Linked DNA regions of Homo sapiens: all the other regions are linked to region 1. A link is a contact called in ENCODE Hi-C or POLR2A ChIA-PET data. All regions are on one chromosome and are shown on one strand. Each heading gives the region's core, a stretch centred on a gene start or an enhancer-like site at or near the end of the contact. The rest is flanking DNA. Distances are from core to core; before and after follow the strand shown. Region 1 holds the start of MTCH1 (mitochondrial carrier 1). Region 2 holds the start of PXT1 (peroxisomal testis enriched protein 1). Region 3 overlaps LINC02520 (long intergenic non-protein coding RNA 2520).

Evidence for each region. A loop is a pair of places that touch in the nucleus more often than their neighbours do. ChIA-PET counts read pairs that join two places held with the same protein, here RNA polymerase II (POLR2A). Pooled maps may share reads with other maps.
Region 2: a map of gastrocnemius medialis shows a loop between it and region 1 (5-fold over the local background). The contact joins the promoter of PXT1 here to the promoter of MTCH1 in region 1. A Hi-C loop is called at or near these places in 1 of 168 maps with a recorded cell type or tissue (gastrocnemius medialis) and 10 of 50 pooled maps. POLR2A ChIA-PET finds 5 or more read pairs at or near these places in 1 of 52 experiments (A673).
Region 3: a map of naive thymus-derived CD4-positive, alpha-beta T cell shows a loop between it and region 1 (8-fold over the local background). The contact joins the enhancer-like site here to the promoter of MTCH1 in region 1. A Hi-C loop is called at or near these places in 1 of 168 maps with a recorded cell type or tissue (naive thymus-derived CD4-positive, alpha-beta T cell) and 5 of 50 pooled maps. POLR2A ChIA-PET finds 5 or more read pairs at or near these places in 4 of 52 experiments (HEK293, activated CD4-positive, alpha-beta T cell, activated naive CD4-positive, alpha-beta T cell and 1 more).

The regions. Positions count from the first base shown.
Region 1 is chr6:36,984,350-36,989,031 of GRCh38, reverse strand. MTCH1 (mitochondrial carrier 1) reads left to right here and starts at 2,836. Exons shown (of 12, transcript NM_001271641.2): 1 at 2,836-3,179. The coding sequence starts at 2,859. RefSeq lists enhancers at 2,232-2,441, 2,560-3,282 and a silencer at 2,532-3,121.
Region 2 is chr6:36,440,610-36,445,291 of GRCh38, reverse strand. It overlaps PXT1 (peroxisomal testis enriched protein 1), which reads left to right and starts at 2,438. Exons shown (of 5, transcript NM_152990.4): 1 at 2,438-2,757. It overlaps KCTD20 (potassium channel tetramerization domain containing 20), which reads right to left and starts at 2,292. Exons shown (of 8, transcript NM_173562.5): 1 at 2,181-2,292. RefSeq lists enhancers at 1,175-1,234, 1,840-1,939, 3,424-3,971 and silencers at 2,100-2,389, 3,548-3,617.
Region 3 is chr6:37,514,411-37,519,092 of GRCh38, reverse strand. All of the region lies in intron 1 of LINC02520 (long intergenic non-protein coding RNA 2520), which reads right to left. Among named protein-coding and RNA genes, the nearest start is that of LINC02520, 9.4 kb to the right of the region's middle. RefSeq lists enhancers at 1,809-2,188, 2,279-2,328, 2,201-2,985, 2,986-3,770. Within about 2 kb of position 2,397, at least 20 of the 41 ENCODE cell types and tissues checked have a DNase peak (open chromatin) inside an H3K27ac peak, as active enhancers do.

The DNA.
Region 1 (4,682 bases), core at 1,587-4,086:
AGTCATTCATTTTCTAGTAATATTTGTTGTGTTCCTATCATGTGCCAGGCATTGAGCCAGGCTTGGGGTTCAACTATGAATAGAACAGTCCTGGCTGTCAAAGAGCTTACAGTCTAACAAGGGAGACTGACAAGAAAACAGGCAGTCACAGTGCAGTGTGGTCAGCACTGCATATGTGAGGTGGCATATGCAGAGGGTGGTGGCACCGAAGTGGGGGGCACTACCCAAGCCCAGAGCTTACAGCCTTTTTTTTTTTTTTTTGAGATGGAGTTTCACTCTTATCGTCCAGGCTGGAGTGCAGTGGCGTGATCTCGTCTCACTGCAACCTGTGCCTCCTGGGTTCAACTGATTCTCCTGCCTCAGCCTCCCGAGTAGCTGGGACTGCAGGCATGCGCCACCATGCCCAGCTAATTTTTGTATTTTTAGTAGAGACGGGGTTTCACCATGTTGGCCAGGCTGGTCTCGACCTCAGGTGATCCACCCGCCTCGGCCTCCCAAAGTGCTGAGATTACAGGTGTGAGCCACCGCGCCTGGCCAGAGCTAACTCCTTTATAGCTCTAAAGGTTTATTGCCAGGTTGCTCAGTAGCTTGACTGCTGAGGAAGATTTTCTTTCATTCAATCATTTCAGTGAGTATACTTTTCATTTCTAGATGTTCTGTTTGGCACCTTTTCAAATACACCTGTTTTTTTTTTTCCTTTACAATTCCTGTTCTTTTTACTAGTACTTCCTATTATTTATCTTTGCCTTCATTTGAAACCTACTTCTTTCCTTTTAATTTTCTTTGAGATGGTTCTATTATCTCAAGTTCTTCCTGTTTTGCCCATTCTCTCTCATGATGGCACGTTTCTTTGAGCGGCTCATACATTTTTTATTGTGAGGATTCTTTTTTTCTTCCTCTTGGAGTCTCTGTGAGCCCTGAGTTGTAGAAATACAGCTATTGTGCAGTTTAACATTTGCTTCTGCTTGGTACCCTACGGGTCTAACTGGTTTAGCTGATCTATTTTTCCTTCAATTTCTTCACTTGGAGAAATTGTTCGATCATTTAGAAATACTTTACTGAACATGTACTATGTGCATAGTCCTATATCTGATGTTGTGGAAGATACAAAACAATGCAAGACAACACAAAGTTGCTGCTTCACATGAAACTACAGTTTGAAAGGGCCAAATACAGTATAGGCCCAAAGTTAGGTGACCATGTAAGGCAGAGTAAAAGGCTCAACGGTGAACAGCCAAGTTCAGAAAGAAAAACAGACAGTTGGAGAAAAATGGGGACGAAAAGCCCAAAGAAGGAAAAGGTTCCTGTGAGGAAGTTTCAGAAGGATGGGGAAGTAAATCATCCTCCCCTACCCCCACCCCCCACCCCCAAACTAAAACCTATCGCCTCTTCTGGGTAGAGAGTTAGTGTGGCACTAGGAACTTGACTTTGAGGTCCTTATTGAGAAAGCTAAATCAGAACCTAGGCAAAAGGAAGTCATTTAAGGTGCTCCTGGGGGATGTTTGATGAAAATTGTGTTTGATGGAGAAAACACAGCAAGTTGAAAGGGTTAGCAGGCTTTGCAAGTGATTTCACTAGGACAAGCCTGGGTTAGGGAGGCCAAGGTGAGGGAGAGAGGGAGTGTGGCATGCTTTGAACGTGGAAAGTACATAGTGTTCATTATCAGGAGTGGGAAGAGGGGAGGTAGCTTTTTAGGGGGTAAGGCAGGAAGGGAGTTAGAAAGGACAGACTGGGAAACCCGGACTAACAGTGGCAGGTGTCGATCTAAAGAAATTTCTCACAATGAACTGGCTATAGACTAAGTACAGACAAAGGGACCAGGTCTTCCATTGCTGTGTCCCTGCACACTCTAGGATCCGTTCAAACAGAAACTTTTATTGCGAACCCCCAAAACTAGCACGGTTCTGTTGTAGGTGTTGTTGCAGAGTGTCGGGCACGTTTACAAACAGGAACAGGGCACTTGCTGTCCTATCTTCCTCGCAGGGTTCTTGTGACGATTACACTTAAATCAACACGTATAAAGCATTTTAAAAAGTGCCTGTCACATAGTCCCTGCAATTTAAGGTCTAGTTGTGATTATTCACTTGTATTAACTAAGAATCAACTACAGGCGCCTAGCAGTGCCTGCATGTGCTCACACTGAGGCACTCACTAAAACCCTCAGGATCTAGTGAGGGAGACAGTCAAATACTTTAGAGCAAAACAAATTTTACAACCACGGACTCTGAGGAAGGCGTGCGAAGGCTCCACAGCTGGGGAGGGTGCCCACAGTCGCCGAGGGGACATCTGGATTTGCTCTGGTTGGGAGAGCATTCCTGGCAGAGGAGATGGAAAATGCGATCGGACAAAGAGGCTGGGACCGCGGAGGGGATCGGGCTCGGGGTCGGGGCTCGTCCTGCAGCAGGAGATTCAGCTCGCGCAGAGTTCCACGCAGGCCGCGGCGACTGGGATCTGGGCCGCAAAGGGGCGGGCAGAGAACTGCAGAGAAAACTCCCGAAGCCAGGGAGGTGGCTTGGAAGCGCCTCAGACCATATTGGGGACGTCTGGCAGCCAGAGGCGCCGAACCCCGCCCCCGCGTGCTCTGGGCATCCCGGGGGAGCGCCCCGGCCTGCGGCTGCCGCCACAGCTCCCGAGCCCGGGGCCCCGGCTGCCCGCCACCATTGACCCCCGGCCCGCAGCCCAGTGTCCTGCTAGGCCTCCAACCGGCCGGGGAGCCACATCCGGCGTGTCCCACCCGCCGCACCACGCTCCCGAGCTCCCCCGCGGCCTGGAGTGGTGCGCCCCGGCCCCGCCCCCTGACGCCGGTGAGGGGGCGTGGCCCCGTCACGTGACGGGGAGTGACCTCGCCGCCGGGCGCCATGGGAGCTTCGGACCCGGAAGTGGCGCCCTGGGCTCGCGGCGGTGCCGCGGGGATGGCGGGAGCCGGAGCTGGAGCCGGAGCTCGCGGCGGAGCGGCGGCGGGGGTCGAGGCTCGAGCTCGCGATCCACCGCCCGCGCACCGCGCACATCCTCGCCACCCTCGGCCTGCGGCTCAGCCCTCGGCCCGCAGGATGGATGGCGGGTCAGGGGGCCTGGGGTCTGGGGACAACGCCCCGACCACTGAGGCTCTTTTCGTGGCACTGGGCGCGGGCGTGACGGCGCTCAGCCATCCCCTGCTCTACGTGAAGCTGCTCATCCAGGTGGGGGACCAGAGGCGCCGTAGGGAGATGGGAGGCTGATGTGAAGGTGACAGGCCAGGATTTGGAGGATTGGGGCGGGCAGTCAATGGCGACGGATTTGGGGAGAGGGGTGGGGACGGCGGGTTTGGGGGGCCGAGTGGGTGGGATGGGAGGGAAGCCGTGAGGGAGTTGGGAACGCAGGGGTCACGGGTTTTAGGATACAGAAAGGAGACCAAGGGGTTAGAGTAATAACAGATACGGGAGAGGGTGGAAGGAACAAGCGATTTGGGGGAGTGCCAAGGAGGGAGCGATGGGCTGGAAAAACATATTTGGGAGATAAAGGAGTGGGGACGATGGACTTGGGATAGGGAAGGGAGCGAATTTGGGGCGAGGGAAGAAGCAATAGAATTGGGGGAGGGGCAAGAAGTTTGGGTGAAGAGATGGGGAGGAAGGTTGGGGGCCCAGGCAAAGTGTTTAGAGAATGAGGAGCACATAATTGGGGTAGAGGGGAACGGAGGCTCTGGATTTGATAGAGATGGATTTAAAACGTCTTGGGGTGGGGACAAAGTGGGCGCCAGGGCCAGAAATTTAGGAGGGAAAGAAGGACACCAGACTGGGGGTGGACAGAGGAGACGGAGGTCTTGGGTTGCATTGTGATTTAATTTGGTGGGAGAGTGCGAAGGCAAAGACTTTTGCAGGGGAATGCTATCGGTTTACCGGAGATGGGGGCTCTGGATTTGATGGCGACGACGGATTTGGTAGGAGGAGGGGACAGGGTGACGCGTATGGGGGGAGGGGAACAGATAGGGCCAGCATTGGGGGAGGGGAGTGGCAGCGATTTGTCTAGAGAGGGGAGCTAGGAGGAGGCTTTAAGCGGGGAAGGGGGATGACGCATTTGGAGGAGGAAATGGAAGTCATAGTTGGGGTCAGAGAGAGGAATCACAGTGCTTGTATCTGGGCAGATGAGGAGAAGGGGCACGGGAGTATTGAAATTGGGCAGAAGGGACAGTGGAGACATAGGTGGCAGGATAGGTAGGGACTACCAGAAATTGAGACCGAGGTAGGGATGTCTCTGGAACAGAGGGATGCATAGGCACTTGGCAGATTTGGTGGTGGCCAGCAATGCGGTACAGATGAAGTGTGCTGCTTGAGGAGTGAGCTGGAATGAAGGGCGTGTGGAGGTGTGAGAATTAGGTGGGTGTGGCTGGGATGGGTACAGTTTTGATGGGGGTCATTAGGCCAGAATTTTCCAGTTAAGAAGCTTGGGGGGAGGAAGGTAAAAATTGAATTGGAGACCCATCCAAGATTTGAGTTGAGGCAGGTGGGTGTCAGATTTTACCATCTTTATAATTGAACCGAGAGAATGCAAAATACAACTGGAATGAGAAGGCCTTGAGAATGAGAGTAATTGAAATCTGGGATCCGAGGAATGGTAATAGATTTGTGGGTGTGACCAGGAATATGACAAGGAATGAGGAGATTCAGTCAGGGGCATCAAGGTGCCTGACTAGACCCTAATTGTGA
Region 2 (4,682 bases), core at 1,189-3,688, 540 kb after region 1:
TGTTACAGATTTTTTTTTTTTTTTTTTTTTGAGACGGAGTCTCACTCTGTTGCCCAGGCTGGAGTACAATGGCGCGATCTCGGCTCACTGCAACCTCTGCCTCCCGGATTCAAGTGATTCTCCGGCCTCAGCCTCCCGTGTAGCTGGGATTACAGGTGCCCACCACCATGCCTGGCTTATTTTTGTATTTTTAGTAGAGACAGGGTTTCACCAGGTTGGCCAGGCTGGTCTGAAACTCCTGACCTCAGGTGATCCATCTGCCTCGGCTTCCCAAATTGCTGGGATTACAGGCATGAGCCACCACGCCCGGCTTCTGTTACAGAATTTAAGACTGACCTAACTACTACAGTTAGGCCTAATACAATGTATTTCTTAACTTCTTAAGGAAAACGAGATTATTGGAATAGTACGTGTATTTCTGGCATAACAGGAAGGAACAAATTGTGGATGAATAAAGAGAACCTTTTGGCAGCAGTGGAGTTTATCCAGCCCTCATTTCTGCCTCAAAGGAGGAATGCAACTCTGTGCCAGAAATATGTGTCTATATTGCAATGCTGTTGATAAAACAGCCTACTACAGTGCTTTGAGGAAAATAGGCATTACGCAGGTATTTGATGACTAAATTAACGTCCAGCTGAACTGAAAGCCCTCATAATGCTACTAGTACTGCTACATACCAGATAATATGACAGTCAAGGCCATGGGAATTATATGGCATTGGCTGCCCTGGTTCCATGGGGAGACTTGAGTGAGCTGGGCGGAGGAGATTTGGCCTAATGGCATTAAGCTCTGATGATACTAGAAGCAGCCCTCAGAAGGAAAAGATTAATGGGCTATCTCTAAACCATCAGAGCAATATCGGAATATGCATGAAAATCATTTCCTACCCCGTGTCAGGGTCAAAAAAAGCACTATCTTTTCTCATATTGGCTTCTGGAGAGTCAGGGCTTCTTGTCCTACGACTGGTTTAGGGCAGGGGAGGAAAACATCGACAAAGGGTTAAGGCTGTTGGGCAGTTTTTAAAATTCCCAGCCCAGCCTAAAGGTGGTGTCTGTCAACGTGTGGTCGGTCCCTGGATCATCAGTAACAGACCAAGAGTGCAGGTGCTTGCTTAAATCCCAGACTCAGGGACCCATCACAAATCTCTAGAATCAAATTTATGGAAGAGGTGCTAGGGTACTGCAACCTTATTACTAAGGAACAATCTTCTGTTTCAGAACTATGGCCTAGGAATTGGGGTTTCAGGTGGGGGCCTTGAGCGGAAGTCCTCTGACTCTGGATTCATCACATCCGACAGACACTACTACAACACTTTGTTTTGAAGACCATTAAAAAACTACCTCAACTTCTCGCACAGCGAACAGGAACAAAACTAAGGACTCTGGGACATATTTTCATAAGCTGGTTAAACAGTTCCTTCACAGCCTTGTTTATCATGTTAGTTTGTTCACTAGATTCTTATTTAAAAATAAATCTCTTCAACTGAGGAATTTTCAGAAAGAATCACAAACTCCAAAATAGAAGAGTTTTCTCATAGTGCAGAACTGGGCTTCTAAACCTGAAGACACTGCTATAAAAAGCAAAGTTTTATTTAAAAGAAAATTGCTGGTTAAGGCTTTCCCCAGCTCTTTTGCACTCAGAGCCACGGATGAAAGCTGGCAATTTGCGGGTGGCAGGGAAGGAAGACGCGGAAACAGGGCTGAAAAGACCGAGCAAAATGCGCTCGGCTCCAGAGTTCAGGAGGAAGTCCCCACCAACTACCTAATTTTTAATGGAGCCAATTAATTGCCAGAAAAACCGCGTCTGCAAATGTTTTGCCAGTCAACACTCCAGGTTCTCGCCATTCCTCTCCGGCGGGATGAACCACCCGAGGCCTGCAAAAAGCAGTCAAGCAGTCAAGTTACACTTCAGCTGTGCCCACCACCTGGGCGCAGCGTCGCCTCCCTCCCCAGGATCACCAGACTCTGCCCTCCGCGCGGAAACAGGAGCCCATCAAGCCGCTGCCCACAGGTTCCTCGCGCCCAGCTCAGCCCCGCGGCCTTTCGACTCGGGGGTCCGAACCGCCGCCGCGTCCGGAGGAGACGCCCCCTCGGCCACAAAGGGAAGACTCGGGCCACGCCCGCCGCCACACTCTCCCTGCCCGGTCTTCGCGCCCGAAACCGTACCGCGCCGCCACTTACTCGTCGCTCCCCGCCGCGCTGTCCCGCTCGGGGCTGGAATCCGCCCGGGAGGCGCGCGCAGGCCGCGCAGCCAGAAGCCGCAGCCGGGACCGGCTGTGCCGCAGCGGCGCGCGCCCCCCGCCCCGGACCGCGCGGCCACGCGGCTGAGTCACCCAGCGCTTCACGTTAAGAGTCCCCTCCGCGCGTGGCACGCCGGGAAGGCCGTGTCTGGGGACCCCGTCCGGGGCCGCACCGTAAATGGGTGTCGCCTTTCCTCCAGTCCACTCTGCACCCAACCTCAGCGGGCGCACTTTTCTGAGTTGCGCATACCCTCTCAATTATTAAAGGTTGCAGACGGAAAAGTTAGTAGTTTTCGGAATTGTAGAATACGCTCGTGCAGCGCCAGGACGGCTAATGCTTACCCGAAAATGTGGAACCCTGATCTCCCCATGCGTGGAGCGAGGTTGGAGGTAGCGTAGTAAGAATACTGGAGTTGCTTAAACGCATTTGCTCGAAAGTCACTACCCTGGATATACATTCTGGCCAAAAGAAAGGGGGAAAAACTCCACATTTTTCTCAAATACTGAGTTTCATGAAGGTACCTGCTATTACAAAGGTGTATTACAAATTTTAAATCAACCGGAAGCAAGTTACTGGGAAAACTGTGTTATGAGTAAAAGATTTCAGCATTCAAAAAACATCTATATATGGTCCATGTCCTATGAACCAAATGCTGGAAAACCCAAAAGGAAGTTCTTATTGTCACGGTTTCTAGTGGCTTTTGTACTTTTAAAAATTACACTAGGCCGGGCTTGGTGGCTCACGCCTGTAATCCTTGCACTTTGGGAGGCCGAGGCGGGCAGATCACCTGAGGTTGGGCATTCCAGACCAGCCTGGCCAACATGATGAAACCCTGTCTCTGCTAAAAATACAAAAATTAGCCGGGCGTGGTGGTGGGCGCCTATAACCCTAGCTGTTTGGGAGGCTGAGGCAGGAGAATCACTTGAACCCAGGAGGCAACTGGGAGGTTGCAGTGAAGTTCCCTCTCAAATATATATATATATGTCTATATATACTAATTAAATATACTGATTATGCAAACTATTTGTAAATTGTTGAAAGCTCTATAAACTAATAATAGCACAAATTTTAAAATTCGAAGTCGATTCTCCTTTTCCTTACAAGAGACTCTCTGAAAACTAATTTGGAATTGGATTAGAATTGGTGTTGAAGTGGAAGGAATGTAAGAAAATAGTTTGACTCAGTAGGTTTCACACGGTTAACGGATACTTGTATAGCAAATTTGTTTTATCAGGGTCAAAAAATTTAATTTTCAAAACTGAAGACATAAATTTTTTCATTATAATTTGGTCTTAGAGGCCTAGAGGGTCATTTTCCATTTCTATTCTCCCTCGTTTATGACTATAAAGTATGCAGGACTGTATTGTGTTTATCTCAACATGGACTAGGCTGTGAGGCTGCACTCGTCATCTGTAAGTCAGTCTCACGTCCCCATGGTGACTCAGCTTCCCTGCTGCTTGCGTCAGTGGCTCTGCCCTCCCAGCACTTCCGGGCTGGCAGAAGAGCTAGATTGGAGAATCCTGTAAGGGCTCTCCTTTGCCTCTGCCAGAAGTGAGTGGCCTTTTCACTTCTGCTGACGTTTCACTGTCCTGAACTAGTCACCAGGCTCAACCTGACTGACTCTAAGAAGGCTGTGAGATATAAATTCCTGTATGCCTGGAGAAAAGGAATATGAAAAAAGATTTAGTAAACACATGGCTATAAACCAATTTGAGTGAGTTATAGGCTCCAAACTTTACAACAGTAGCAGCATAGAGGATTGTTCAAACTAATGCCTTTATTTCCATTTTTATAAAGTACAGTGTTACAGCCTTTGAGTCAAAGAAAAATAAAAAACCTTCTGATATTCCTGCAAAACAGTTCTTGAAACAAATTCTTCCTTTCTGGAAAGATTCCTTCCCGTAGATTTGTATATTGTCTTTCTTTTTTTTTTTTTTTTTCTTTTTGTGGAGAATGGAGTTCTTATTCTGTTGCCCAGGCAGGTCTTGAACTCCTAGGCTCAAGCTATCCTCCTGCTTCTGCCTCCCTAAGTTTGGGGATTACAGGCATGAGCCACTGCACTGGCTGCAGATTTGTGGTATACAAAAATCTGGCCTGAAGTTTGGAGAATCAGGCTAACTACCGAGTCTTATTATTATTTTTTAAACACTTTCATTTTGGAAATTAAAGCATACAGAAAGATATAATAAACACCCGTTATCCATCATCCAAAATAAATAAGTGATAACATGACTTTTAATAGTTAATGGTTCAACTTTTGGCTAAAATTTCATATAATGAACAGCATATCAGACTGGGTACCTTTTTTGGGCAGACATCAAGGAGACGGGATATGAGAAATGTATATTCACAGAAAGCATAGGTGTTTGCTGGTTTTTATCATTTTATTTCTAATTTAATGTAGGTATCTCAAGACCCCGAGTCTCTGATATTTATTTGTAT
Region 3 (4,682 bases), core at 1,148-3,647, 530 kb before region 1:
GTTGTACTACTCATGACCTACAGCTCATGCTAAAGCTAACTGATACAGACGCATCACTAGAAGCTCACAATCCGCTGGGGGAGGCACACAAAGAAAGAGACCAACCCATCCATCAGAGTGTGGTGAGGATGTGTAGACACAGAGTATTGTGGGAGGAAACGCAGGGGAGGGAACAGTGGGAGGGGATCTAGGAAGACTTCCTGGAGGGAGTGATATCTACATCAAGTCCCGAAGAATGGGGAGGCCTTTGGTGGGAGGTGGAGGGAAAGGGAAGACAGTGCTATAACTGAGATAGATACATGCAGAGAGTTGGGGAGTTCGGCGGGGGGGGGGGGGGTAAATTTTATCCCAAGGGACTGAGAAAGATTTTTCCAAAGTGAGTGGAACAAAGCTCTGAATGATGAGAAAGACTTAGACAGGTTGGGAGGAAGAACGTTCCTGGGTAAGGAACAGCAAGTGCAAAGGCAAAGAGGCCACGACTGGACATGGCTAGAGTGTGGTGTGCTCAGGGAGGGGGTAGGAATGATGGCAGATGTTGGGGAGGACTTGGAACTATACTGGGTGCTTCATATTTTAAGTGTGTAACACGCATTAGCTGGCTTACCCTCACGACCCTCCGAGCTAAGTGCAGTACTATCATAGCCTCCTTACACAGATACAGAAACCAGGCACAGGGAGATTAGGCTGCTTGCTCAAGGATGCACGGCAGTGCCCAGCAGGGCTAGGAGTGGAGCCTGGGCAGTGGGACTCCTCAGCCTGCATGCTCCACTCTCACAAGGCAGCGGGGTTTGAGGGCACCCACCGCCCCTTCCCTCTCCTGACCTGAGCACCCATGTCCACACCCAGCATCCTCCAAGGCCTCCTGTTCATCCATGCTGGCTTGTAGACCTATCAGGAGGTTTTAATATTGGACATGGAGGGAAAGGGAAACATAACAGCACCAGGGAGGCCCAGGGAAGTCCAGAGCAGCCAAAGAGAAAGGCGGATCTGAAAAGGGAAGCCTTGGGTTTACTCAGACATGGCCCTCTTTTCATTTCAGGGATGAGAGTTCCGTCAGGAAGCATCACATCACCCATCTTACATGTGTGATAAGGAGGTAGCAACTAATTATATACTAATGTGTTTCTTACATTGTCTCGTCTATAACCCTCACATCAGTCCTATGAGGCTGACAAGCTGACTCTCACTTTATGGATGAGATGAAGCACAGAAAGGGTAAGTAACTTGCCTGAGATTGCCCAGCTCATAAATGAGGGAGCCAGGATTCACGCCAGGTCTGCCTCATGCCAAGTCCACATTCATAGCCACCTCGCTCTTACAAGTCCTCAGGCAAGGCTCTTTCTACATCCGTGACAGAATTCTGTTCTGACACTGCGGCCTCCTCTCGCTTCTCCTCCCCTCCCCTCCATCCTGCTGCCACAATCTGTAGTCAGCATATGCCTCAGAAAGGCGACAAAGCCACAGACGTGTCCTCAGAGGTTTTTAAAAAAAATGTAGCATTATTATGCAAGAGCTGAGAGAATTGTTGCTAGAAACACCCCTCGCCTTACTTAATCCTGGCACGTTGGAAAACCCATCCGAAGACATGAATCTGAGCCTCTGGGGCACCGAAGACCTTGGACTGGTTTTCTCCTCCATCCCCTGCCTCTGGAAGGAGGCCTCTTAAATACGATCTGAGACAGAGAAGGGCCTCTCCTGAGAAGACATCTGTTACCCTTGCTCTATAGGGAGAGGCCCAAACCAGGAGTGCCCAGTTGCACAACTCCAGGGGCGCCATTCCCACACGGTACCGCGTGCCTGTGTCCTGCAGCTGCTGCAGGCAGCCTCCCTCCTCCCCGACTGCCCTCAGTCTCTCCAGTGCCCCATGGCCCAGTCCATCCTCCGGGAGTTTTGCACTGTCTCTAGGTCTGCCCGCTGCAGGCCTTGTGGCATCTTAAGCTCAAACCTGAGTCTGACGGATGGCTGGATGCTGGGCGGCACAGCGCGTCTGGAGTCCTTCCCGGGAGAAGCCCCAAGTACAGCCCAGTAAATCAATAAACAAATTAATAAGCAAATACTGCTGTCTGCTGAGCTGAACTAGGACTCCCGGGTGAACAGATTTAAAAATCAACAACAGACGGCCACAGGGCATGCCTGGACCGGGCACCATACCTTCGTGGAATTTTCAGAGGCTCCATCCCCCAGCCCATCACTCTCAGGACTAGAAACACGGTGGTGCGGGGGTGGGGGGACTCCTGATTTGGGGCTGGCAGGGAGCAGCACGGGACAGGCTGTTGTCTGGGAAAACCCCCCCGCCAGCTTCGACTCTCCCTCACTTGCTCTAGTCTGCTGCTTCCTGCCAAGAGGAGGGCTTGGTGCACTGCTGGCAGGACCTTTGATCTGGGTACCACAGATCATGATGTGACCAAGGAGCCTCAGTCACGTGGGGCACCAGTTAAGGGGGTTGGCCCTTCCTAGCTGACTCCCAGCCACACTGCAGCAGCTTCTGTTCACTTCTCAGCGGGCTGCAGAGGCAGGGAGGGGGAGGCCAGGTGGCACAGGACTGACCCCAGTGGATGCCACCTCATCACCCTGTTGGTGAGAGAGCAGGCAAGCAGGGCACATGGGCCTGGGGAAGACCACAAGGCCAGGTCCTCCAGGCAGGGAGGCTCTGGCAGAAACCTCTGTGCCAACCCCCTCCTTCCTGTCCCCGAATGCAGAGGCCTGCCCCTCCCCGCCCCAGTGCCCAGGAGGCCAGGGTCAGGAAGCAAACAGAAATGCCTGCATGCCTGCAAATAGACTCCAACCGATCTCAGGAGAATTTCCAGCCAGCAGGCCTGTGGCGCCCTTTGCTGAAAGGGCCTTCTGAATGCCCGAGTCTTCTCTTTTGTGCTCACAAATGCCACCCAATCGCAGCGGCCGCGAAGCTGCATAAATAAGGCAGAGAGAGTGTCTGCCTGGGGCGCTGGCCTCTGGGCTGCCTGCCAGGGCTGTCAGGCCGCCCAGACTTCAATACCAACAGACTTAAGGGACAAGAAAACAGCTCAGGTAAAGGCTTGGAAGCTCAGGAGGGAAGTGACCTGTCTTGTGAGGCGACGGAGATCAGTCTGCTCAGGGCCTTCTGATGCTAGGCTGTCGCTAGGCCCATGACCCGCAGGCTCTCCCCCACCGGGTGGGCACGAATGGTGCCCAGCAGCTGGGGAAGCAGGCCTCTCAAGCGTCACCCTGCTGCATCCCATATCTCATGCTGCTGATGAGCCAGGGTCCACACTTTCTTTTCCAGCCCACAGGGAGGGGGCTCATCAGGCTGCTAGAGCTCTCAGCAAACACTGCAGAAAGAAGGGAGGATGCTGCCGGGCATGGTGGCTCACGCCTGTAATCCCAGCACTGTGAGAGGCCAAGGCAGGCAGAACACTTGAGCCCAGGAGTTCGAGACCAGTCTGGTCAACAAGGCAAAACCCCGTCTCTACTAAAAATACAAAAATTAGCCGGGCTTGGTGGTGTGCACTATAGTCCCAGCTACCCGGGAGGCTGAGGCAGGAGAATTGCTTGAACCTGGGAGGCAGAGGTTGCAGTGAGCTGAGATCGTGCCATGGCACTCTAGCCTGGGCAACAGAGTGAGACTCTATCTCAAAAAAAAAAAAAAAAAAAAAAGCAAGGGAAGATGCCAGCCAGCCCCAAACACCCCAGGACGCTTGGAGAATTCTGGCCATGAAACTCACCTGCTGGGAAACTCTGGTGACCCACTAGGCCCACAGAACATTGTCAAGACCTTTGAGAACATTCTAACGTTCCTCCACAGAGTCTAGCAGTCATTGGTATATGCTGTGTCCCAAAGCACCTTTGAGGAAGGTGTCAGGTGGTGACACTGAGGAAGACAGATATGGTTCCTGCCTTCCCGGAGTTGCAGTGAGGGAATCCGGGCTCTCAGATTCACAAGGCGGAGTGTGGTTTTGCTGGGCCTGGAAGGCTATGGTGCATCTCATGGGCTGGGGCAGCAACTCATTGCAGGTGGTGGGGAGGGAGAGAGAGAAGGAAGCCAGCCTGCTGGGGGTTGTCTGGGCAAACAGAAACCTCTCCCTCTCCCGCCTCCAGGCTGGCCGGGAGAAAGGCGCAGCCCCAGGCCCTGAGTCTGCCTCCCAGGCTGCCTGCCCTAGGGCACTGCTCATTAATTACCACAGTGCCGCCAAGATAGCCCTGGCCTGGACTCAGTCCCACACCAATTGCCATGTGAGAGGAAAAGAACTGGAATTTGGGGAAAATGACAGAGAAAAAAGAGATCGGCTTCAAGGGAACAGGCCCTGAGTGTAACTTTCTTTCTGGCCCTGGGGAAGACAAGAAGCTGCACAATGTGGATTGGAGCACAGGTCCTGGGGCAAGTCCTGGCTCTCCTCTACATGCTGTGTGGCTTTGGGTGAGTCACTTGACCTCTCTGTGCTTCAGTGTCCTTGTTTGTAAAATGAAAGTAAAGACAATACCAGTGTTCACAAGGCTGTTGTGAGGATTAAATGAGTGAATGCATATTCAGTGCTTAGAGCTGCTCCCAGCACATACGAAGAGCTATATACGTGTGACTCATGATTACTCTCAGCGAACAAGGTGGCTGGGCCTCCCCAGGGAGGCAGGCACTCTGGGCTGGACCACTTCAGCCTTGTAGGGATGGGCTAAGAGGAGTGAGAAGAAAAGACAGTGAGGGAGGTAGC